6 separate regions of the Mus musculus genome follow, and all the other regions are linked to region 3. A link is a loop called in an ENCODE intact Hi-C map of the cell type or tissue named here. Cell type or tissue: heart. All regions are shown on one strand.

Region 1 (4,000 bases), 350 kb after region 3:
TACCCTTCCCTTAGAGGAGATGGGGCTACAATCTTATTTCCATACCGAAGAGAGGTTTCTCTTTTCTGCTTCTAACTGGAAAAGTAGATACATTAAAACATTTTCTCTCACTTTAAATGCGTTCACTCAGTCTTTCTCGGTGGCTTCAGCGGTTTCAGGCTGTTTTCGTCATTGTTGTTTTTGCACTGTGTGGCCCCCGGTGTTCTTCCTCAGGATAGAAGGGCCCTCCATCTGAGCACCCATTCTCCTTCTGCCCTGACACCCTCCCTGGCAGCGGCTCTCCTTGCCAGTGTCTGTCATGCAGAACAAAGAAAAATGCAGAAAAAAAAAAGCAATAGCTTCTCTGTGAACTTCATGACTCATTATTTAAAAAGCAAGTTAGTTCCCAGAAAGAAAGGCAGTTTCTTTAAAGACGGGATTTATTCCCAAGGCAGCTTGGGTTTTGGGAAATGCCAAGCGTAATGTCAGCTGCTTTTGCAAAGGCCCTCTGACAACACCTACAGGGACGTTTTCAGGCACCAAAATGCCTGAGTTCCCTCTTTGTTTCTTCCTTGAATGAGTGAAATTCTCTTATTCATCAAAGAGAACTTTTGGTTCCTGTTTTTCTCTTGACCAAAAGTTCTGCCTTTGGTTTACAATTAGGATTGGTCCAGAGTGAAGCACATCCTGCAGAAAAGTATGTGTGCAGTGATGCTGCGGGGTTTGGCTTGTCTGGGTTTTGCTTTTTAATTAACTAGTGGTTTCTGTAAAGAGAACAACCCTGGGTTCATCCCAGGTAGGCCACGATAGGTAGGGAAGAGTGAGAGTGTGTGCCTATCAGTGGGATTTGCGTCAAGTGTTTCCTGGCCCTGCTTTGGAATGTACCCAGCCTGGCATCTCTGCTTCTTCTCACAAAAGAACAATTTCTTAACTATGGCAAAGTTTCCTAAGCGGTGAGAACTTTACTCTATATCTGAAAATCTGGTTTAATCATCCTTAAAAAAAATAAAAGTTTCCTCTTTTTTTTTTTTTTATTTTTTTTTATTATGTCTAGACTGTCACAGGGCCTAGTTTGGCAGAGATGTCTCCCCTGGCCAACCTCCTCACACTAGGGGACAACAGGCTCTGAGTGATTGTGAACAGCACTGTCCCCTTTCCACTCGTGCCAGTGTGTCCCAGGCATTGCTCACCCTCATTGAAGTAGAGGTTCGACTCAGGAAAAGCCTCAGGGCTGAAAGATACACACGGTCCCCTGCTGGGGCCCTTCAGCCTGTACTGTGTGTTGAGATCTCGAGAGTCTGGTTAGCTTACAGTTCAGATTCCAAAGCTATGGAGATGGGGTAGGAGGACAAGGTTCCAGAGCGGAGGTTTGCCATTGTGGTTGGCTGTGGACCACCTTGAACAGCAAGACCTCCATGGTTCCCAAACGTCTGTGGACAGGAACGGTCGGAGTGTCATCCCAGTGCTGGTGACTGAAAAATAGCTACGGCCGTCTGTATGGCGTTCTGCGAGAACAGCCATTTTGCCTTGGAAGCAGAAGCAAACATCTTACGTTTCTCTGTTGCTTACATTTGTTTCTGCTGGCAAGGGAGGGCCCTGCCTGGCACCTTGCAGTATAGAGTGTGGCACCCGTAAATCCTTTAGATACCAGGGTACTCTGATACCACAGATGAAGAAACTGAGGCCAAGAGGTTATTCTGTTGGTTCCTGTCATCTGGCAAGTTGCCAGCAGAGTCGAGCCTTGAACTTCACGGTGCCTCTCGTTCAGCCAGTGTGAGTCCCATGCCTGAAGCGGAGGAGGGCAGCTGCGGTGTCCACTGGCCTTGAGGTCCCAAGCTGCTCTGTTTGCTTCTACTGCATACCGATTCTAGCAGCAGGATAGGAATGTGGCCACTGGGGACAGTGACAGTGTGCATGGGCCGGCACAATCTATTTTTATCTCTCTGGTCGGTTGCTGTTTAGCAGCTGTAGAAGGTAAAGGTTACTTTTCTGCTTATCACATAGGGCACACAGGATGCTGTCAATAAGACCTTGGCCTCCCCTCCACATGATCGCCCAGGAGAGTGAGCAGCTGCGTTCAGTATCGCAGCGACTAGGTCACGAGGGTTGGAAAGAACTGTAGACTGTGAGCTGGAGGTTTTGCTTCTAGAACCAGATGGTTTTCAGTGTTATCTTGAGTAATCTAAGCCCCTTATCCCAGTGAGGTCACTTTGCTAATGCCGATTATTTTTAGAATTTCTCTATTACCCTGGAACAGGCAGATGTTTGGTGACTAAGCTACAGTGCTGAGGATCTCCACTGAGGAAAATAGCTGTCCCTAACAGCCGAGGCTGGTGCTAAGATTTCAAGTGCTAGATGAAAAGGCTCTTACAACAGGGCTGGCATTGGCAAGCTCTGGAGATGGCAGTTGCCATGTCCCCAATTCTTCTCATAGCTCTACCAGAAGGTACCGAGTCTGGCATGGTAAGAGGACCATGTGAGGTTGGAAGAGTCATGAGGGAAGAGATCACCTTGGGACAAGATGGAAACTCCTAGATCACTTTGGTAGGCCCAGGTCCTGGTGCGGATCTGTAGTTTGGGGACCTGGGGGACCTCTTGCCTGGATCATTAGAGCTACATCATGACTCCTGCCTCAGCTGGGGCGTGCATTTTAACATCTAAGCCCGGAAGACAGCAGGGCCCAGAGTATGCGGTCCTGATTAATTATTCTGGGGCTTCTCTGTCTCGCCAGGTGCTGTATAAACACTACTTACGTTGTGTTCTTTTCTTTCATCACAGAGCAGCAAAAGCGACTCAGTAGTCTTTCAGGTAGGTGAGCAATCTATTTATTTACCTGCTGACTTCTGATCCTGTTCCGGCCGTGTCCAGTCAACACTGTCTTCTGAATTTCCCTGTGTGTTGATTGACAGACCACAGGGGTAATGGAAATAGGAATAGTTTCTATACCCTGGAGCAGATATACCCATGAACCACAATAGTAAATGTGCCTTGAAGAACTGTGGCCTGTACCCAGATGGTCAGGCCAGACAATCTGTGCACTGACCAGAGGGGCTTTGTGGAGGCAGACTTATGGAAGGCCTCTGAAGAGCACCTGGTTGCTCTGTCTCAGATGAATCAGGTGTTGGGAGATGTGGGAAGTTCTTCCCTTTTGGGTGACTGCCAGTAGATGGATGACCCTGGGTGGCAGGTCTAAGTGAGAGCCCCTAGACCCACACAGTGCTTGAAGCTGCCGGCTGAACTTGAGCTGGCGTCAGTACCTCCTGGAAAGCGTGTTGAGACTCAAGAGGGTCAGATTCGGTGGACAAGGATGACATTTTTGGATCCCAATGGTCTGTGTAGCTCATGGGAGATTCTGCGAATGAGTGGCTGTTCCCTGAGTGCTGTGCCAAGCGCGTAGTAGATGTGAGGCACCATTGTCTCTAGGTGCTTGCGTTGAGTCTGGTCTATTACTGAGTTCTACTCTTGTGCCCAGTGCAGAGTCAGCCTCTGGGGCTGCAGAAGGGAGCCATGGTGCCCGTCAGTAACTAATGGTGTGGCACGATGGCTTGCCGCTGTTCTTTGGTCGTGGGCACCTTGGGAGGATCTAATGAAGGCAGTTGATTCACTCTCCTGACAAAGCCAGTGTGCACGCAGGGCACATGGAGCAAGGGCTCAATGAGCTCTGGCATTAAGAACCCCTGATCCCCTGAGTAACAGAAGCCACCAGTCTCTGAGCAGCTGCTACATGGCTTCTGCATGACTTTAGCATACCGCTGCTCTTGTGATTTGGGCAGAGCCTGAGTTGGGAGGACATGGGGTTCTCATAGCCTCTCAACTTTATCAGGACTTGGCTGGAGGACCAGGACAGGCTGTGGTTAAGCCCAAGGTGCCCTTCACAGCCCTTCTCTGAGTCATTAGGTTCCAGCCCACTTTCCACTGGCCAGCCCAGGTGGCTGTGGTCTCACACACACACACACACACACACACTGGTGGGGGTAGGAAAAGGAGACATTTATGTTAGGAACCCCAGAGTTTGTTTTTT
Region 2 (4,000 bases), 110 kb after region 3:
ATGACTTAAACAAGGGTATATATCAAATAAAGACAGATAAAACTGCTTACCAGGAGGGGGTAGGGGAAACTAGGAAAGGGGAAAACATTTGAAATGTAAATAAAGAAAATATCTAATAAAAAAGAAAGAAAGAAAACTGCTTACCTTACACAAACTATATTCTAGTAAATACATATAATTTGAGTAATATAATTTGCTCTAGGGCAATCTCACCCCCTCTTCTGTCCCTCACAGGCACCCCCACACATGAGACACACATAATTAACCACCCAATCACATACAAATGTTTGAGAGTATTTAGAGCATAGAGATATATTTAAGCTAAAAATTAAAAGGCATTATAAAAATTAAGATCGTGGGCTGGAGAGATGGCTCAGCGGTTAAGAGCACTGACTGTTCTTCCAGGGGTCCTGAGTTCAATTTCCAGATCTGTAATGGGATCTGATGCCCTCTTCTGGTGTGTCTGAGGAGAGAGAGACAGTGTACTCACATATATAAAATAAACGAATCTTAAAAAAAAAAAAATTAAGATCCTCTTGGAAAATACGGGCAATTTCAAGTGCCCCAAATCTTATCTGCCCAAAAAATTCATTGGAAAAGAGAGCCATCAGCCCAGGAGATTCATTGGAAAGAGAGACATCCAAAATCAGTTTTAAGGAGTGGACTGGAGTGGATTAGGTAACTCCTGGTAGATGTTATTTTATTCCCCCAAATAATTAAAATAACCCAAATGTTGGAATTGTGAGCACAGGGAGATAGCTGGCTGGATTTTGATCATACACAATCCAACTGCACATTGCAATGGCTATTAGTTACCTGAGGTTATTTAACCTTGAGTCACAATTTTAAAATTAAATATTTAACAGCTCAGGCATTGCATGCCTATCATGTGTGCCATAGCCATGCCTGCCTGTGTCTCAGATTAGTGCAAATACAGAATGTTTGTGCTATTAGGCATGCAGAAGGGCCACGCCACTCCTGAGAAGAGCAAGCACATACTAGAGAGTGTTTCAGAACTTAATGATAAAACCGTAAAAGAGCAATCAGCTAGCTTGCTTCTTGGTTCCTTGGCTATTTCCATCTCTGTATCTTTACTTTCTCCTCAGAAAATGTTTCTAAATTGTAACTTTCTCTAAGTCCTCATACTCTTCTCCATCCTGTTTTCTTGTCCTGAACCTCTTCCCTTACTACCCTTTCCAGCAACAAATATACAGATCACATTTATTGATATAATGCACTAACTAACACTTTTTAAAAAATAAAATAAAATTTAACTTGATAGAGTGTTTGGCAGGAGTGCATGAAGGTGGCCTATATGACTAAAATTCCAGACCCAGGAGGTTCAGAAATTCAGCCATCTTTGACCACATCTTGAGTTTGAGGGTCAGCCTGGGCTACATGAAACTGTGACTAGGCGACAGGGAGCGGGGAATAAAGAAACTCGTGGAGTTGAAATAAGCATTGTTTTATTATGCTTTTTAAAAAATACCATAGTAATTAAAGTGGAGACATTTTTAAATTTTATTTTAGATTTTATGCAGAGGAGTGTTTTGCCTGCTTGAGTCTTTGCACCTGCGGGTGTCAGATGGCGCCCACTGAGGCCAGAAGATGGCACAGGCAATGGATCTCCTGGAACTGGAGCAGCGGATGGTTGTGAGACACCTTGTGGGTTCTGGGAAGCGAACCCCAGTTCTTTGAAAAAAACAAAAACAAAAACAAATATTCTTAGAAGCTGAGCCATCTCTCATGCCATCATTGGGACTTTGTTCATTTGTCTTTGTTTTAGGGATCAGAGTCTCACTCAGTAGCCAGTTTGGCCTAAACTTTGTGATCAGGTACTCAGTTTCCCGGCACACGTAAGGGATGTGACTTTCTATGTTTTTCTCCTTGAGTTCATGGTGTTTCCAGAGAAAGGGCCTCTTACCTTGGTAAGATCTCAGTTTGTGCCTCTTGGTCTTCCTCTCAGTGATGACTTCATCCAATTCTTCCAGGTCCGTAAAGCGCGCCAACCCTCTGCCAGCTGCCATCTAGCGGCGGGATCAGGCAAAGACGCCTTCGCCCCCGAGGCTCCCAGCGGTTGCCAGGTAACGGGAACCACGCGCCGCTAAGGAGGAGAGCAGCATGAAGGACGCTCAGGGTCGTAACAACACGGCCTTCCATTGGCTGAAGAGCACCCGGCTCCCGCCTGAGCCAATGCGCAGACGGAAGCTGATGACGAAGTACGCGACTCTTCTTCCCAGGGCTCCTGGGACGTATCTGGAGACCCAGGCTCCTGTCGCACCGCTCTGCGGCCAGGCTGCCTTATGTGCACCCTGCAGCTGCACCTGCTGCTGCTGGTGGTCCTGATGCTTTCTGAGACCGCCCGACCGCAGCCCTCCTCCACAGCCCGGGCTTTCCCCACCTCCTGGGGCCTGGAGCCAGTGACGCCCGAAGTGCCAACCTCAGCTCCTCCGGATTCGTCTGAGAGTCCGACTCCCTGGACTCTATCGATGCCCGTGAACGCGACCACCGACCCCTTTCCAGGTGATGCGGCGGGATACGGGATGGAAATACTGACTTCTCAGATCTAAAATTGTGTAGACAAAATTGCCCTGCCACGTAGCTGGCACTGGGGCTGTCCGCGCGGGAAAACTTTGGGGGAGCTTCATCTCGCTTTTCTTCTTGTACTTACAGCTTTACCGATCTGTGTCTGTGACTTGACTCCGGGTACCTGCGATTTAAACTGCTGCTGTGACAAGGACTGCGATCTTCTCCATCCCAGAACAGTCTTTTCCTTCTGTCTTCCTGGTAGTGTAAGGTGAGCTGCGGTGCTCCTCCGGTGGAGGAGTAAGAGTGAGTTTCCTACCCGCTGTCTCCCGGTCGGATGTCCCCTTGGGCTTTCCTGGGAATGCTGAGCCATCCAGTAAAACAAAACCTGAGTGTTGCACCTCTGCCCAGAGACCCCTCTTATTGGCATCAGACATTGGTGGGGTAAGGCCCCCTTCCCTAGATGTACTCCATGTCTCTCTCTTAAGTATCTTCACCTTTCCTCACAGATCTTCAAGTTGGGTATGTGTGGACAACTCTCTTATGTTCAGGAGCAACTCCCCGTTCCCTTCCAGAGTTTTCACGGACTCCAGTGGAACGACACAGTTTTGTGTCCGTGTGAACAACTGTGAGTAGAAACGAGTTTGACAGCTCTTATCATTGAATGTTTATTGAGATGTGACTTTGTCTTTGGGATTCCCAGCTCTCTTATTTCTTTTAGATTCCCTGTCGCTCACCCCTCTTACCACTACCCTCTTACTTTTAGTTAATAAGAACATTAGTAATTTCATGAGACTCTACCACCTTTAAACTACTGCTCAGCACCTTTAGCCTGGCAATCTGCATTGATTTCTTTCTTTGTGTCCTTCTTTCTCTTTCTTTGTCCGAAAACTTTTCTCTCATGATTTTATTCTGCCCTTTTGTTTTGGACGAATTCATGTCCTTTGTCCTCAAGCTGTGCCTTAAATTTTTCCTAACTTTTATCTGCTTTCCCCCTTGACTCAAGTGGCCCTCTTTTCTCCATTCATTGCGAACATCTTAGCTCTTCTAAGAATCTTCTGTCATCTGCCCAAGTGAGCCCATCCTCAGAAGTTAGTTCTAAGACACTCGTTGTCCTAAGTCATTCCTTAAGAATTTGTAGAGTTCCTTGTATGATTGTCAGTTTATGTGAATATTATGATTTCCTCCAGATAAGCTGTCAGTGCCTTAAAAGGACAAACTGTGGGGCTAGAGAGATGGCTCAGCACTTAAGAGCACTCTCTGTTCTTCCAGAGGACCCAGGTTCAATTCCCAGCACCCACATGGCAGCTCACAACTGGCTGTAACTCCAGCTCCAGGGGATCTGTCATGCTCACACAGACATATTTAAGCAAAACACCAATACACATAAAATAAAAATAAATATATCATTTTTTAGAAAAGAGCAAACTGTATATTTATTCACAGTGGATAAAATGTCTTGATAATAATCACT
Region 3 (4,000 bases):
TGAAATGAAGTGGCAGCTGGGGTCTCTCATACAAACAGTTCCCTAGCCTTCCTGTTCCAGTCCACCCTCCAGAATCGATAACCGCGTTGCATCCTTACACGACTTCTCATTTCTCCAACCTTCCTGACAGGATCCACGAGGCATTTCCTGGTCTAGACCCTGCCATCTGTGGCCCTAGCTCTGCCACTTCCCAGCCTCGCGGCTTCTTAACATTTCTAAACTGCAGCTTCTCTCTCTGGTTAATTTATATCTTCACTTCATGGTGACCCTCATGACTAAGCAGTGTGTTTCTTAAGTAGTTAGCACCTCGCTGAGACACGAGCTTCTATTATTTTACTCCCCCCGCCCCCCGCCGCACCCTGCACCCCCATCTCCTTTCTATTTCACAATCCTGACTCTGCCCTGGCTTCTCATTTCCCCACCTTTGCACATCCACTAGAACACAAACTCCGCAATGCTGGGAGCTCTGTTCTGTTTGATACTTTAGCCCCAGCACCTAAGACCATCCGTGGCACATAACAGTGTTAAATGATGTCTAACTGAATGACGCTGTACTTCTGCCAGTGCCACCCTTCCCCCGACTCCCGCCCCTCCTCTGCTCATGCAGCCATGATGTGGCAGGCCATCCCGCCCACCTTCCATCCTGAGCAATCCCACGCGCTCCCTCGGCAGCTGTGCACACTCCTCTGCTAATCAACAGATCACCCTAGATCCAATGTACACAATGCACACAGATATTAATGGGGATGGGGGTGGGGGATCAGCCGAGCTTTGTTAGCTGAGGTTGTCTTGGGACATTGGTGGGTCTTCTTTCACCTTCTTCTTCCCATATATTAGTTGATTCTATCTTCAGCCCCAAATTTTGGAGTGTGTGAACTCCCAAAATCTTTCTCTCTAATACTCTGCCCCCTTTGATTTCCCCAAGGGAGACAGGCAGGCTCTTTTAGATACTTGAAACTTGCATTATAAAAACTTAATAAAACTTATTTCCCAGAACAGGACTTGGCGTGTGAGGTAGCTACAAGTCCCATAATGTCAGGCATCTCAGCACCGCCTCCAGCTCCTAGCATGCTGGTCCCAGCATATCACTCTACCTAAGCAAGCGCATGCCTGCTGTGGCTCCCAGGTAGACAGGAGTCTGGTGATGCTTGGATGTTGGTATCAGTTCGGTGGACAGTTCCATGCATTCGGCCAGGTACGCACCGATTTCATCTGTTTTCTGAGCATATTTTGAGATTCCAGGACCTGAGGGAAGATACAGTCGGTGAAAACCTTTAAAAGAAAAAGTGTGGAGCGTCTACCTTGACCATATTTTTTAAAAGTGTTTGCTAGGAAAATGGGAGGAAACGCTTCTTGGCATGGCGTACATTGGGTTATATTTCTTAGCGGGGAGAGCGGCTGCAGTCAGAAGCACCTAGTGGATGGGCGTGGCACCCTTTTGGGTGTGTCTGTGAGGCTGTTTGCAGAGAGGTTTACCTGGGGAGTTAGGATGTGGACTGCAAAGCTCCTGTTGCCATGGTTTCCCCACCATGATGGACATGTCTCCCTTAGAAGCAAGGGCCAATATAAGCCCTATTTCCCTTAAGTTTCTCTCTCAAGTATTTCATTAAAGTCTTGGAAAAAAAGTAGCTAACACATGTATATGTAGTATTGTATTTTTTAAATCTTGTAATTTTAAAATTTTGCTGGTAAAACCTGGTGTTCATTGATTTGGCCACAAGGTGGTGCCATTTCACATCCTCTGGCACTAATGCAGCTCTTACAGTGGGTTCTCTGTTGGCCTCTTTTGAATGATCCTTTCCACAGAGCTGTAATTAACAACATTAGTTCCTAGAGGGCCTAGGTAAAGATGGCATTTAGTGGAAAGTACCCAACACGCTGGCTTTTCCTGAAAAGACAGAGTGTGTCATTAACTAGTTATGTCATAGAGTATGCCCTAACATTTATGGGGTTTCTTCCTTTGTTAGAATAAACAGAAACAGAGTCTGCAGACCCTGAGTCTTTTCTGCTCTGGTACCCCTGCCTCCCTACTAAGACTGTTATTTCAATTTTAGAGCAAACTAACGGTTGTTATGGAGAGGACTGGAGCCAAGACTCCTACCCTGAGGTGAATTCGACTGCTTCCTACCAAGAGTTTGCTTTCAAGGTGATTATTCAAACGGGCTTTTTAAACGCCTGTTTGTGTAACATAATGAGAAGCCCCAAGCTCTGTTAGTGGCTTGCTTCTGATTCAGGAAATCTGACCTCAGCGTTCTGCTAACTCTGTATGTGTGGGTTCAAACACATGCATTCATGAGATGATCCTCAGAAGAAAGAACCTTCATGAGCACCGCCTCGGTCGTAGCAAGGCCTCAGTACTGGCACACCAGGGTCCAGGGAGAGTGGCTTTCTCTTTCTAACCCTGCCCAGTTCCTTGGCAAATTACAAAGGTCAGTGGAAGCTATTCGCCATCAGATTAAAAGTCACGTCTCTCCTGAGATCTAGACGACCTGTTTGAAAAAAAAAGCCAGTGTGTTCTTGGCTCAAAAGGCCAGCAGAGACAAAGCTCACAGGGGCGCGTGGCGGAGAGCAAGTCAGGGTAGCTGAGCTATCAGCCATCCTCCAGGTGTGATGTTAAAAGTGACTTTGGCTGGGACGGGGTATGGGGGAGATTATCAGCAGTGCTTCTGTGGGAGCCTGTAGTGTGGCTAGGGGCCTGGACCACCATCTGGACTCTCGAAACTTACAGGGTCCTCCAGGCTTCAGCTTCCTTCCCTGGAAAATGAGATTTAAATGACACCCCCCCGCCCCCCCCCCGCCCCCCTCCCCACCCTAAAAGTCTGTGATCTACTCTTCTCTGCCTCTGAAGAGAACAAAAGCTTTTGAGGTTTTCCTCCAGGTTGCAGTCTGAGCCGAAAATAGAAAATAAGAAGAGAGGTCGAGCATCCCACCAGAAGCACCAGGGAACTTGGTAGAAATGTAAAGCCCCAGGCTCCCACCCAGACCTGTTGACTTGGGATCTCTGGCTGTAGGCGGCCCTATGTCTGTGTGCTAAGAGCTCCCACCAACCCCCACCCCAGGTAGTGCTAGGCCATTTCAAGTCTGAGAACCACGGCTGAGATGTGGATATGTCAGCCAGATCCATCAGTCCCCAACTTAAGTAACTTTAAACACGTGGCATGAGCTGTCTTATCTCGCAGCCCTTGTTTTTAGGACAGAGCTGCTGCTGCTCACCTACCAGATCATGAGAGTGAAAAATGTGTGCTGAGTTCATGATACATTGCTGTAAGCATGATACAAGTATACACAGACATGCCCTATTGACGAGGGCTACTATTGCTCAGTTCATGTGTGTGTGTGTGTGTGTGTGTGTGTGTGTGTTTTGCTGAGAACCTAACCTAGAACATCATGAATATTAAGCCTGTACAATACCATTGAGTGACACCTTCAGCTATTTTTAAATTTGCCTATTTTTCAAGAATTGATCTCAACATTATTGTTACTACTGGCAGTAGTAATAAGGACTGACCACAGGGCCTCATGCATGTGAGGCATATGCTACAACCGCTGAGCTACATCTGTGTCTTGTTTAAAGCGGAGTCTTACTAGGTGGTCCAGGCTGGCCTGAACATTGATGATCCACCTGCTTTCCAGCCTGTGCTACTAGGCCTGGCTCAGTGTCATTTTACAGTGATAATAAAATACCAACGGCAGATCCTCACGCCTCTCACATTCCTGTGGCCCGCTCTTCCCGTTCCGTGCCCCGCCCCCGTCTTACCTTTCACTTGGCATTCCTCTAACTGCTGCACCACCCCTGTGTCATTCTCCTTCTCGGCCGGCCACTTGTAGATGTACAGGTTGGTGTGAGATGACCCCGCATCCAACACAATCCCATACTGAGGGCAAATCAAATGTAAAACACTTATTAGCACGACACCACACTTCTCCATATTTAGCTTGCAAAGGAAGTAGACAGAGGTGGGAATTTTCAAACCATAAAGAGAAAATTCTCTCTCTAAGC
Region 4 (4,000 bases), 380 kb after region 3:
ACAGTTAATGTTTATTTCCCCCCCGCAAGAGGAAATAAGGACTTTGTTTTCTCTAATGCTGAAATGATTAAGAATACCGCTCTGCCCGTATTTAGCTTTGTGGTGCCGGGTCGCAGTGTGGTGCCGGGTCCTCTATATCCAGTCCATCTGCCTCTGCTGTTGGACCGAAATCAGATACCTCACTGCTGCCTGCCTCAGTTTCCCTGTTTTTTCTGGTGTCAGTAAAACTGGACAGTCCCTGCTGTCGAAGCAGGCGCTGTGTAACCCAGAGCCGCTGCATCTCTACTGGCCTGTTCCTATGTAATCTTTTACATAATGTTATCCTTCTCTTTCTTCCATTTCCCTGTCACCAACCCTTATAGAGTCGGGATATAAGCCCAGAAGAGATAGATTTAAAGAATGAACCTTGGTATAAATTCTTTTCGGAATTGGAGTTTGGGAGACCGGTAAGTGCAATAGCCTCGGTGGTTATCCACCTTGTGAAATGATGCTGTGGGTGCCTTGCTGCTGCTACAGAATCAGTTCTGTGTGAGGGATTCTGCAGTGGGAGCAGCTGTGATAACGGTCAGACTGTATTACCTCACTACAACGCGAAGGTTTTCCTCAATGCACCAAGAGGGGACAGTGAGCTCTGAGGTACACCTTCCTAGAACATCCAGAGAGTGACCAGGGCAGCATTTGTCCTAGGACCTCTCTCTGCCACCTCCAACAAGTATCACATACCCTGGTGGGTGGCTTTTTTTTTCCTGCCAAGCGGTGACAACCAGTCCATTAAGGTTTATGAAGACAGGCAGGGAAATGTGTCACTGGGAAGGGCAGGATTATGGTGCCTCATATCACGTTTTATAAAGCATGCATGCAAGGCAAGGGCATGCAAAAAACAAAATGAGACAAGACAAAAAACCAGCTGCTTCCCTGTGCAGATATAACTCCTGTTTAGCCCAGCTAAAGGCAGCTTTCAGGGAATGATTTTTCTGAGTTGGGCCAGTATCATTTGGAAGGGAGGGCAGAACTCTAGAAACTTTAGTGTTCGGCAGCTTCCCTGAGGTATTTCTGATTTATTTTTTAATTTTTTTTTTATTTTTGGAGGGGGGTGGTTCTTTAGTCCTATGCCCAGACAAGTTTCAAACAGGACAGTCTGTCGGAGGTGATGCACTTGAAACCTGTAGTTACTTTAAATTCTCATAGTGATAGACTTGAAAACTGTAGTTACCTTGAATCCCCAATTATAGCTGCAAAAAGGAATTTATAGGTGGAAGAGTCATACCTAGAAAAATAAACACTGGACGTGAGTATGAGACTCTGACCATTGGTTTGGGTCTCGGATGGTGGTTTTATCTGCCGATAGGAAGTGATTTTTACAGTTCAATAAATGTTAAATCCCATGCTGTGTATTTTTTTCATTAAGATGAAGACAGGCAATTCAGGCTGGCACTGGGGAATTGCTGATTTGGCGTAAAGGTACTGAGCTTGAAAGTTAGGAGTGCCCAGCTGCCAACGTTCTGACTGGAGGAATGGGTATCCCTCCTTTCTGGGCACTTCTGGCAGTCACGGCTCCTCTTCTCCTCAATCTGTTGTTGGTGAGCGCCACCTAGGGGCAGTGGAGGAAAGTGTCTAGTGCAACTACTCTTCTCTCCCCTCCCCAGAGCACAGTGCACAGCTCATTTCTTCTCCTTTCTCTCTCCCCCTGTTTTTAGATACCAAATTTAATACACAGTCTTTCCACATGCAGTAAACTGGACAGTAATCCTTTTTCTTACGAACTGATCAATTATTGAACAGGTATTGATATGTGCGCTCCCCTCCGAAGCACTAATTGATGTCTGCGACAGTGATGTTGTACTGACCTCATGGAAAACGGGAGATACTCACTGTCAGTTCCATGCCAGTGATTTTTGAAATCCCTTCCAGGATTTTCAGACTGCTAACCATGCCCTCATCTATCAAGTAACTAAGCCAGTTTAATCTGAAAGTTTTTTGTAAAAGTTAGGGAACCTTTTTTACTAATTTATTACCAGTGATGCATTTTTATAAATCTATCACTGCAAACACGTCTCATTGATATTAGACAATACTTCAGAGTCCCAGCCTTTAGTAAACAGGTCCTGAGAATAACTTGGTTAATTAAGAGTTTTGCCAAAAGCTGTAACTTACCTATGTAAACACGGAGGGCACAGACCATTTGTCTAATAATTCTTTCTCTTGGGGAATTCCTTTTTGTGTAGCCTTAACTTTTGAAGATTTGTCAAAAGAACATGGACCACATCTCCAGGAATCTCAGTAAAAGAACATTTATATATGGTCTGAGACATCCCCAGGGTTTCTTATCTAGTTGAACCAACAGAATTCAGGAAGGAGAGTGAGGGTTTTGTTTTTTTGTTTTTTTTTTTTTCCCTTTCTTCTCTCCTATTCTGATTACAGTGGACCAAAGAGTACACGGCTGTGGTAAAGCCATGAGCTGTGGCAGTTGGTTTGGAAGCTGTGTTAGCCATTCCAGAGTCTACCAGTCACACATGACCCAGGTTGTCATCGATACTTTGTTTCTGTTGTTCTCACACTAACTTAGGGCTCTTACTCCTAGAACCACTAGAACTTTGATACTAAAAGTTGCCGAGTTTCCTTTTCTCCCTGAACCTCCTTTTACAAAGCCATTCAAAAAGAACAGAAAATTGCAACAAGATCCTGATTGGTGACCTCGGTATGTCCCATGAAATAACAAATGATTTAAGACTTCAGGGACCATTTGGGGGTGGGGTGGGAGTAGGGTGATTATTCGAAGCAAATTTAATTTGTAGACACTTGCTTATGGAATTCTGTGACAAAGTAAGAAAGGTGTGGGGGTAACACGTGTTAAAAAGTCTACTTCCCTGACAGCCACTGAGTGTATTAAGAGGTAAAAATGAACGGTCGCTGCTCTGTCATTGACTTTGCAGAGCACATACCTCACATATGTGGAAGACCTGCTGTTGACAGGGGAAACACAGTCAGAGCCAGTTCTTTTCTTTTGGAGAGGTAGTACAGAGACCAAGAGGACCCACCTTTTACTCTCCCCTTCCCTTCAGTTTCTACAGAAATTGATTTGATGTCTAGCCACAAACTCAAGGCAATGTTTCTCAATAGTAATCCCTCGAATGTGTCTGTAGAATTAACGGACATGAAACTTGCATGCAATCTGTGGGGCTTTTAATGATCTCCTGTGTCTGATCTCCCCGGAGGTCATAGCATGGTAGATCTCAAGTGTACACAGGCAGAGTCAGAGAATCCACTCTGTGTGAGAGAAGTTCAGAGTTAGAAGTTTCTGGAAGTTTGCTTAGCTCTCACTGCACACAAACCCTTGGGAAGCCTACAGCATTCTCCTGGCAGATTTTCAGCGCTCTGATTGTCCATGAAGGGGTTAAAGAACAAACATCGTGACCTCTGACCTGCCAGGGGGAGGGGGCGGAGCCTGCCTCTAGCGTTACTTCTGCCGCCTAACTCTACTTACATTATGAAAGGCCAGTTGAGCTGCAAGCATGAAATGGTCACAGCACTGTCTGAATTCCTACTCTAGATGCCAATGAATCCTACTGTGGATGCCGCTGCCACACACCAGAGGGTCACCCTTTTAGGTCAGCCTCTACTGGACAGACTTACAGATTTACACATTTATTAACATGCAATGATTTTTTTCTATAGTAGGAAAGACTATTTAAAAAATGTGAAAATCTCCAGGGTCAGTCTTTGTTTGAAGAGAACAAGAAAGAATTAGAGTTTTTAATTTGTTTAAATTCGTTATTGATGCTTCCCTCCCCTCCCCCCCCCCCCTTTTAGTTTAAAATTTTTAGTATTGAGACTCAAGGGTTGATTTGCTCTTGAAACTTATACTTCCTAGTCAGGGATTTCAGGTCCCCCTGGGGCAGACAGCTTTGTGTCCTCAGCCAGGATCCTTTGCTTTGAGTTCACCTCTCTGTGTTGGTCCGGTTCCTAGCGTGCCCCTCTTTGTTTGAGCCCCCCATGTTTG
Region 5 (4,000 bases), 130 kb after region 3:
ATTGGTTCCTAATGTTCCAGGTTCTTGTTCTTGTCTCTTGGGAGAACCGAATTTCCCTATTGCCCTTGAAGACTCAATCACACACACACACCATACACACACACCACACCACACACACACATGCCAGCCCCACCCCACCCCAGTAAATCGCTTTGTTGGGTTGCATATCTGCTCTTTACATTTTACAACTTGAAGCTATTTTAAAGTCGGTGTGGTGGCCGATGCTCCTAATCCCAGCCTGAGTTCAAGACCAGCATGAGCTTCAGAATCAATCAGACCTTTTCTCACCTCTCACCTCCTGAAAGAAAAGAAAGACATTAAGCCTGGCACCTGAAGATACATTTCTGTGTGGCAGTGGCGGCAGCATATATCTGAATCGAAGCATTTTGGAAGCATCGTCAACTTGGTCTGCACACAAGTTCCAGGGCCAGCCAAGTCTGATGACCCTAGTTCAATTCCAAGAATCCACATGGTACAGGCAAAGAATCAGCTTTCATAAATTCGGGCTTACACGAGTGCTATGGCACGCCCCACTCCTCCCCAGTCACTCAGCCAATCAGTCAAGAACAGCAGGTTCCAAGGAAGCTAGGGCTACAGAGTGAAAGACCATATTCTAAATGTCCTACTTCCTGCATGACTTCCTGGTGGTGTTGAACCTTATTCCCATTTTCTAGAAGAAGTTAAAATCCACCCCCCACCCCCAGTCAACAAAAAGAACATTTGTTGAGTATGTGAGAAAGACACTCTAGCTAAATTCTTGCTTTTCATAGAAAGACAAGCAGGTTATGTGCCTAGAATCAGATTTTCCCTTCTCCTCACTCATCTAACGCACTCCTTTCTCTCCACTGGCAAAGTAGAATATTAGTGGCAGAGCAAATAAGTAAACTATCACTGAAAGAATAAAAAAACAGTAGAAAGTTAAGGAGTTTCGTGCTCGATTCTTTGAGACACTGTTAGATAGTGTGTCGTTGCAGAGCCCAGGCTGACCTGGAACTCACTATGTATGAAGCCCAGGCTGGCTAGGGTCTAATCCCCTGACCTCTGCCTATGAAATGCTGGAGTTGAAGGAATGACCTTCAAGGAACACCAGTTTAACACGAATGTTAACAACTCATTTTCTTTTATTTATTTATTTTTTCAGCACCGATGATCAATTCCAATTCACTTTTTGAGAAATCTGGTTTTTTTTAACTAAAGACATAATAATTATTCACTCCTCAAATACTTACAAAGTATCTCATATTCTAGGAATATGCTTTCTTGCTGTCCAGAGGTTTGCTCCCTAGGAGGGAAGACAGACAAGCAATTACAATAAGGTGATCTGTGGGTGAACTGAAGAATCAGAATCGCCTTCTAACTTAGCTCCAGTCCCTTAGTCTAGTTACACCCCTGACACACACCCACACGCACCCCCCCCCCCCCACTTTTTTTAGAAGCCCGGGTACCAGATCTAATCAGCGCCTGCTGTTTTGTTTCTCTTTAATGCCCCACCTCCCCACCCTCAACGTGCTCAAAATTTAACGCGTCCTGGCGCCAACACCCTTCCCAAAGCACAGATTTTCTCAGCTTCTTCCTAGATCTCATATGCCGACGCACATTTCATTTCAAAGAACTCCTCTTCCTGGTACTCAACCCTTAGCAAAAAGTGCTGTGAGCGCGCCTTCCTTTTTGCTCCCACGCCCCCTGTCGGCGCCTTTCGTCTGCTTTATTTCTTACAGGGCGCTTTGCAATAGGCTAACCCACTTCCCAGTTTCTACACCTCTGTGCTGATTTCCGACACAAAAACCTGATCATATCATTCCAGGGCTTTAGAAGTTTGGATTCACTGACTTGGTGACCCATAAGATTCAAAATCTTTGTATGGTGAGCTCCCAGCCAGATGTTCTCTTCTGCAAACCTATCATCCATGAGCGTGGATCTCTCCTAAGCTGAAACCTCCTTTTAGCCCTTCCCCCCACTCCCCCCCGCTCCCCGCCCCCTGCCCTTCCCCCCATACTCCTGCATCATGGACTGAGAAGTAGTGGTAAGTTCCCTTTAGTGAATTAGAAAATGAATGAATAGGCTCAGTAGCATTGTCAGGACTACAAAAGCATAAAGAACCAATTTTCAGCCACAGTTGACCTTCTCTAGACAATGGCCTCCCTGCAACGAACGGTGCTATGGGACGAGAACGTTGCCAGCCCGGAAGGAGATGATCTGTGTCCGTTATGCATTCAACTTTGGGATAATCAGTGGTTATTAATAATCAGAGATTAAACACACCGTCTTAAAATGCAGTATTCTTACCACCACCTTTGCTGAAAACACTTGGGCTGTTATTTTCGGGTAACTAGGTGCCAACTTGTTTTACCATGGTGCCAATTTTTTTCAATAGCCAGTCTTTGTTTTTGTTTTTGTTTTGAGGGAGACGGTCTTTGTTGATTCAATCTATTTCTAATGTGAGTCTGACATATAGACGATCAACTGTCAAACACGCTTTATGAAATCCATCAGCAACTAGAAGCCAGTCTTCCTTACCTTTCTGGGAAGCTGTCTGGGGAGGTTCCTTTCTGGGTGCTCGAAGCCCCGCCCCTATACTCTGCGGGCGCGGAGCCTGGGGATGGGAGGGGGCCGCCACGTGGAGCGTGGGCGCGATTCTCAGAAGCGCCTGCGCCGTTGCCGTGGCGTAGCGTGGGTCAGACCCGTCTCCCAACGTCAGCGGCGCTACGGGGCTTCAGTCTAACGCGGCTGACGCAACTCCGGAGAGCTGGACGTAGACGGAAGAAAAGGCGGAGGAGAGGGCGGTCGCCGCGAAGAGTGGTCCAGGGCTGGGGTCGGCGGCCAGCAGGTAGGTGGCTGGGCAGCACCGGGCAAGGGGTACACTCACTGAAAGGGGGAGATGCGGGGTGCAGCCGCGGGTCCGGAGGGGCGTGGACACGGGAGCCGGCGGCGGCGCGGGGCAGCCAGGTGCTCTGAGATGCTCATGCACAGCTCCCGGTGCAGGGTTTAGGAGGCCCAGGGATCTCTGGCCATCTTTTGGGTATGCTACCAGCGGAGGCTGGAGGACCCTGCAGCCTCTTCCTACCAAGTCCACAACCGGCTTCCAGGGCTCCTGTGCTGCGAGTAGTCATACACCTGGTGTGAAACCATCCACGGACGCACTCCCAGGGCCTGAGTCTGCAATTCTCTGTGGCTCGCGACCTGACATATGGAACCTGTACATAGGAGATTCTCCCTGCAGCCAGGGTTATTCCCGGAGACCCCGTGTGTGATAATTATCTCCTGGCACAGAAAGGGTGCGCTCAGATTCTTCACCCCGCACGCCATACCCCAGCCTTATTCCCCCACCCTCCGAAGCAACAACATTTATCTTTGAGTTTCTGTCTTTCTATTAAGTAGTGAACCATGAACTCAGCATGTGTTTTTCTGGGTAGTTTGTTGAGACTGAAGTTCACTTCTCTAAGTGAGATAAGAGCTCTCCGTGTGTTTGTGTCTAGTCACTTGAAAGCTGTTCTGAGTTAAAATATAAGAACTTCTCTCTCGATCACAGAGTCTCCACGTATATACCCTTTGGGCTTTTGCATCACCTGTCTGGTTTTTGCTGTCACAACAAACTGACTGGTTGAACAGTCGTTTGCAATATAAGATCTTGCCTCCCTGGGCCAGAGACAAATGGTAGACCTCATACCTCCAAGGATCTCAGACGTTCAGAGCTTTCTGTGCTTAGACAAGAGAGGGGTAAACAGTCTAGAACTATGCATGTGACCCGATCAGAATCTTTTCTGAGACAGGGTCTTATGTAGCCCAGGCTGGCCTAGAACTGGCTGTGTGCTGAGAACGACCTCGGGCTTCTGATCCTTTTTGCCTCTACTTCCCCCGAATGCTGGGATTACAGGCGTTTGCCACTAAGCACGGCTGTCCATCAGTGGCTCTTTTGACCTTTTGGTGTCAGTGAAGGAAGTAAGTGGAAAGGTTAAGAAATGTCAGTGCCTTATAAAAGACAGAAGAGGGGGGTGGACAA
Region 6 (4,000 bases), 62 kb after region 3:
GACAGAGCACAGCATCGCCTCTGAGATAGTGTCAACCTCAAGGACTTATCCTTGTGGCTTAGGAGCTGATTCATCATAAGGACATCAGAGAACATTACAGACCTTATGTGGTGAAAACTGCTAGTCCAACTCGGGGCCACGGACTTGTCTTGTGGCTTTTACTGAATCAATAACCTAGCTCAGTATTCTTCCCCAGTGACTTCCGAAGCTGGTTCGTGAGTACCCAGCCACCTTCTGCCCTCTGTCATGACAGAGGCCTCTTTCCCACCACTCTGCCTGCCTGGACAAAGTGGCTATTCTTTTTAAGACTTAAAAAAAAAAAAAAAAAGGTGCACTTGAGCACTTGATATCATACATCCAAAGTTGAATCCAAAAATTAGCATTGTGGGCTAAAAAGTGTCATAGAGTGAAGGAAAATGAGCGTGATGAACACCACTTTAAAACTGGTTGAGGTGGCCAAGGCAGGTCCTGAGCTAGGCCAAAGGATGGGAGAAGGCTTAACAGGGAGAGCAATATTCAAGAAAAATCTAGGAGTAAGAGCAGTAGTCTGTATTTATTGAGCACACAGTCTACATTAGTTACAGGTATTATTCTCTCCATTTCACAGGTGAGAAAGCTGAGGCTCACAGAAAAAAAAAACAGAAAGAAAGAAAGAGAGAGAGAGAGAGAGAGAGAGATGGAGCTGAACTCAAACAGAGGTGGGCTGACTCCAGGATAAAGAAGAAAAAAAGGTGAGCTAGGCCTCCAAGATGGAGGAAAGTGCCTTGCTGCTGACTGAGCAGGAGGAAAGACCAGGTCCCTGGGGAACTGAAAGTAGCTTGGTGAGTACTAGCTGGGGGGTGGGGACACATGTTCAGAAGAGAAACCAGAAGTAGAAGAACTCTAGTTAGATGTAAGACTTTTTGACACCTAGACAGACGTTTGATTCATAGGCTCTAACCCCTCCAAGCCTCAGACCCTCTCTTTCGTAAAAGACCATACAGAATAACAATGTCTGCCTCTCTCCCAGAAGGAATGACCATTAACACCAACTGAGATTGGTGGTGTAGACTTCACGAAAAAATACAAGTTCCTGCATAGACTAGATTTCATCTCCTCCCCACGAGCTTCAGAGACCCACAAGTCTAGCATCCAGTGGTCCAAGCTTCCGTCTTCCTAAGTAGCCTTGCCTGCGTCTACAGTTGCCACTTCCTAATTACAGGATCCCAAGGTGAGTTCTGCTCTTAGTTCCAGCACTGAATCCTCCAGGAAGTGGAGGTGATAGGGACAACACTTACCTTATATGGCTGATGAGAGGGAAGCTGAGCGGCACGTATGGGGAAAGGAGCACAGGTCCCAGCACACAGTAAATAAAACCTTAGGAAGCCCACACAGCTTTGGTCTGCTCTACGTGGGAAGAAATCTGTTTGCTAGTTCTCTAGTCCCTCTGCATCCTACGTGATAGAAATCTGTGAGCCTGTGAGAAGCTGGCGGTGCGATGAAGTAGGTTCGCGACCCTACATTCCCCCTTTGTTCCTGGCTCCCAAGGACTGGCAAGCAGCTAGCTCTCGGTCCTGGCAGAAAATGCCCAAAAGAGGTAAAAGGCAGAGACTGCACACCATTTGTGCAAACCAGTCTGCCCTTGCAGTTTCGTAGGCAAAAATCTAACATGGTCAGTTCGATCTGACCTGCTCTTTTAAGAGAACTCTTCCTTTCTTCCCTCCACCCCTTTCTCCCTCTCAGGGACAAGCACACTCCCCCACACAGCTTACAGCATTTTTACAACACGCACTCTGGGGTCCTGTTGTGACAGCCTCTTGCCACATTAACTTGCCTGTCCAACTCCCAGCAGAGAAGGAGCGAGAGTCTTTGCTAATGTCCCAGCAGGAAATTCGAACAAAACAAATCTACACGCAGAACCCAACATCTGCAAGCCAGGGACCCAAACCGACACTAGATGACTCCAGACCGTAGATGAAGCAGCTGCCTCTTTAGGTACAGAGGACTGGAAAAACAGTCACTTGCCGCTTAAAAAAACCACATCTGCATACCAATTAATTATGAATATTCATCGACTTCAGCCTACTCCAGGGCACTACAACCCTGAGCTCTGTCTGTTTCCCAAAGCTTTTTCTGCCTCGCTCAGGAGACAGGGAGAGTTCATTCAGGCTCTTTGCCTTTGGTTCTTTCAAGTACTCTCTTTGGGTCTGGGCTTTTTTTTTCCCCCTGAAGGGTTTGGATCAAATCAGTTCTGGTCTTACCCTTTATATCTTCCATAAGGGGCAGCTTTTTGTTTCCTTCCTCTTCCCTCGTCTGTCTTGGGTGTTTTTTGTTTTTGCTGTCTCTGCTTGCTGTGGTGGCTTTCTGCGAGAGAGGTACTCACGGTTCAGAGATATAACAGACCCTAGGGCTTGTGGGAGGGGCTAAATTAGCCAGCCCGGTTTCGGAAGGAACCTCAAGCCCGATGTCTTTTTCATTGACTAGAAATACAGATTGGGAGAGGAGCCGGCCAGCTCATTTCCCCTAGTTACTCGAAAGCTCACCGGGTTGTAATTTCTTTTTTCTAGGCTTGACGTAGTATGTGTTCAAAACTCACTCTCTCCTTCCCCTTCCTTCCTCTTTTCCTCCGTTATAGATCTCTCACCCCCTCTGTTACAGAAAATCTACTTTTATCCCTTGAAAAAGACATTTCTACTACTACCAAAAAAAAAAAAAAAAAAAAAAAAGAAGAAAAGAAAAGAAAAGAGAAAGAAAAAAGAGGAAAAAGCTCCAAGCCTTGCAACTATAATGTTGGTAGCCTTGAGACTCAACACCTGTGAGAGGAAGAGCTGCTCTTCCTACCACATAGAGCTGACCCCTTCCCAGTCCCTGATGAGCAATCACTCCTCAGTCTCATTGGAGAAGAATGCAGGCACTGGGGGAAGCTGCAGGCAAAGCCACACAGTTGTCCGGAAAGCCTTATGGGACCACTGAGCAAATTGCTCACTGGGTACCTCTTGCCAGCTGTGAAATGACAAACGTCATCCACTTTTCTCCAGCTTTGACTTCCTACCTCCAAAGCCCTAGGTACAGGGGTAGCCACGCCCAGGCTTCCGTAAGGTGACCCAAATGCAGGTGAAGTGTGAACTTGTTTTGAAATGAAGAGGTCTGAAGTGTGGGCTGGCCCTCAGGGAGGACGGTGTAAGTCCTCAGATCCCAAAGCCACTTGGACAGCTTCTCCTTAAAAAGCTGCTTGTAATCTTAGTTGTGAGGTTTGAAAGAGACCTGCGGAGTCCCATCAACCCAAGATGACAGCAAGAAAAACGAAGCCACCTGCCCCTATTTGCATGCTACAAGGCATGGAGACGACCCCTCCTGTTTACCACCTCACTTCCAACGACAGATTCTTCCACAGTGCTCACACACAGTACTCAGTAAACCCCAAGTGAGTTCATGAATGAACAGCCAGCCACATTGCCCGACTATAGATCCAGCCTTCTGATTCCTAGTTCATGGAGGTTTTGTCGTTATTTGTTTGTTTGTTTTTCTGTATTTCCTTTATAGCAGAGAATTCGTGTCTGGAGCTAATTTTACCGTTAGACATAGTTCTTCCCCAAATCATTTATTTAGTGACCACTTAAGGTTGCTTTGAAGGAAATGTGTTCTCTGCTACACTTTCGTGTATTTGTAAAGGGGCGGGGCTCAGTTTTCAGTTTAGATGTCTGCTCCCTTGCACAATGCAGTGCCTGCCACACAGAACGTGCTCAGTGAATTCTGGATACTTTGATAAATCAGAACTATATAGCAAGACTTTCTGTATCTTACTTAATGGTGCATAACTATAGGAGTTTGCATTTAGAAGAATAATTAATCACACTAAATGAAAACTCTAATAAATGCCTTCTCTAGAACCAGTTTAAACTGCATTTCTAATCATGAATATTGGTTTGATATTGTCCTATGATAATAACATTGTTTTAAGTGACATAATGAGATATTTGCAAATATCAGCAATCTTTGTGGCTTTGTGACTGCATGTGTG

The links. Hi-C counts contacts between places; a loop is a spot of excess contacts. Peaks named below come from ENCODE experiments on the same cell type or tissue, not always from the same donor. Only the 100,000 strongest peaks of a DNase experiment are listed, where the experiment ranks them.
Region 1: a loop joins it to region 3, with 2.4 times the contacts of the local background. A loop is called at or near these places in 8 of 42 quality-filtered maps.
Region 2: it touches region 3 in a loop (5-fold over the local background); 40 of 42 quality-filtered maps call a loop at or near these places.
Region 4: it touches region 3 in a loop (2.7-fold over the local background); 11 of 42 quality-filtered maps call a loop at or near these places.
Region 5: a loop joins it to region 3, with 6 times the contacts of the local background. A loop is called at or near these places in 7 of 42 quality-filtered maps.
Region 6: a loop joins it to region 3, with 2.0 times the contacts of the local background. A loop is called at or near these places in 8 of 42 quality-filtered maps.

The regions. Positions count from the first base shown.
Region 1 is chr19:40,368,477-40,372,476 of GRCm38, reverse strand. It overlaps Sorbs1 (sorbin and SH3 domain containing 1), which reads left to right. Exons shown (of 29, transcript NM_178362.1): 9 at 2,758-2,787. Among named protein-coding and RNA genes, the nearest start is that of A930028N01Rik, 74 kb to the right of the region's middle. In heart, a CTCF peak has its summit at 1,864; DNase peaks (open chromatin) are centred at 1,856, 2,446 and 3,756; H3K4me3 peaks cover 215 bases; H3K27ac peaks cover 3,622 bases.
Region 2 is chr19:40,610,448-40,614,447 of GRCm38, reverse strand. It overlaps Tctn3 (tectonic family member 3), which reads left to right and starts at 2,217. Exons shown (of 14, transcript NM_026260.3): 1 at 2,217-2,523; 2 at 2,674-2,797; 3 at 3,036-3,154. The coding sequence starts at 2,304. It also overlaps a transcript of Entpd1 not described here. In heart, a CTCF peak has its summit at 2,031 (motif pointing left); a DNase peak (open chromatin) is centred at 2,117; H3K4me3 peaks cover 1,397 bases; H3K27ac peaks cover 1,030 bases.
Region 3 is chr19:40,720,332-40,724,331 of GRCm38, reverse strand. Entpd1 (ectonucleoside triphosphate diphosphohydrolase 1) reads right to left here. Exons shown (of 10, transcript NM_009848.4): 3 at 3,758-3,875; 4 at 1,095-1,245. Among named protein-coding and RNA genes, the nearest start is that of Gm41846, 9.3 kb to the left of the region's middle. In heart, CTCF peaks have their summits at 1,511 and 1,714 (motif pointing right); no DNase peak of the experiment used is centred here; H3K27ac peaks cover 411 bases.
Region 4 is chr19:40,340,802-40,344,801 of GRCm38, reverse strand. Sorbs1 (sorbin and SH3 domain containing 1) reads left to right here. Exons shown (of 29, transcript NM_178362.1): 17 at 363-446. Among named protein-coding and RNA genes, the nearest start is that of A930028N01Rik, 46 kb to the right of the region's middle. In heart, a CTCF peak has its summit at 1,597 (motif pointing left); a DNase peak (open chromatin) is centred at 1,551.
Region 5 is chr19:40,587,137-40,591,136 of GRCm38, reverse strand. It overlaps Aldh18a1 (aldehyde dehydrogenase 18 family, member A1), which reads left to right and starts at 2,674. Exons shown (of 19, transcript NM_019698.2): 1 at 2,674-2,827. It overlaps Gm27042 (a long non-coding RNA gene), which reads right to left and starts at 2,605. Exons shown (of 4, transcript XR_386705.4): 1 at 2,518-2,605; 2 at 1,230-1,282; 3 at 180-298. In heart, a CTCF peak has its summit at 1,680; DNase peaks (open chromatin) are centred at 1,696 and 2,616; H3K4me3 peaks cover 2,855 bases; H3K27ac peaks cover 2,394 bases.
Region 6 is chr19:40,658,141-40,662,140 of GRCm38, reverse strand. It overlaps Entpd1 (ectonucleoside triphosphate diphosphohydrolase 1), which reads right to left and starts at 2,371. Exons shown (of 10, transcript NM_009848.4): 1 at 2,241-2,371. The coding sequence starts at 2,256. In heart, no CTCF peak of the experiment used is centred here; DNase peaks (open chromatin) are centred at 810, 1,320, 1,870 and 2,410; H3K4me3 peaks cover 2,451 bases; H3K27ac peaks cover 1,741 bases.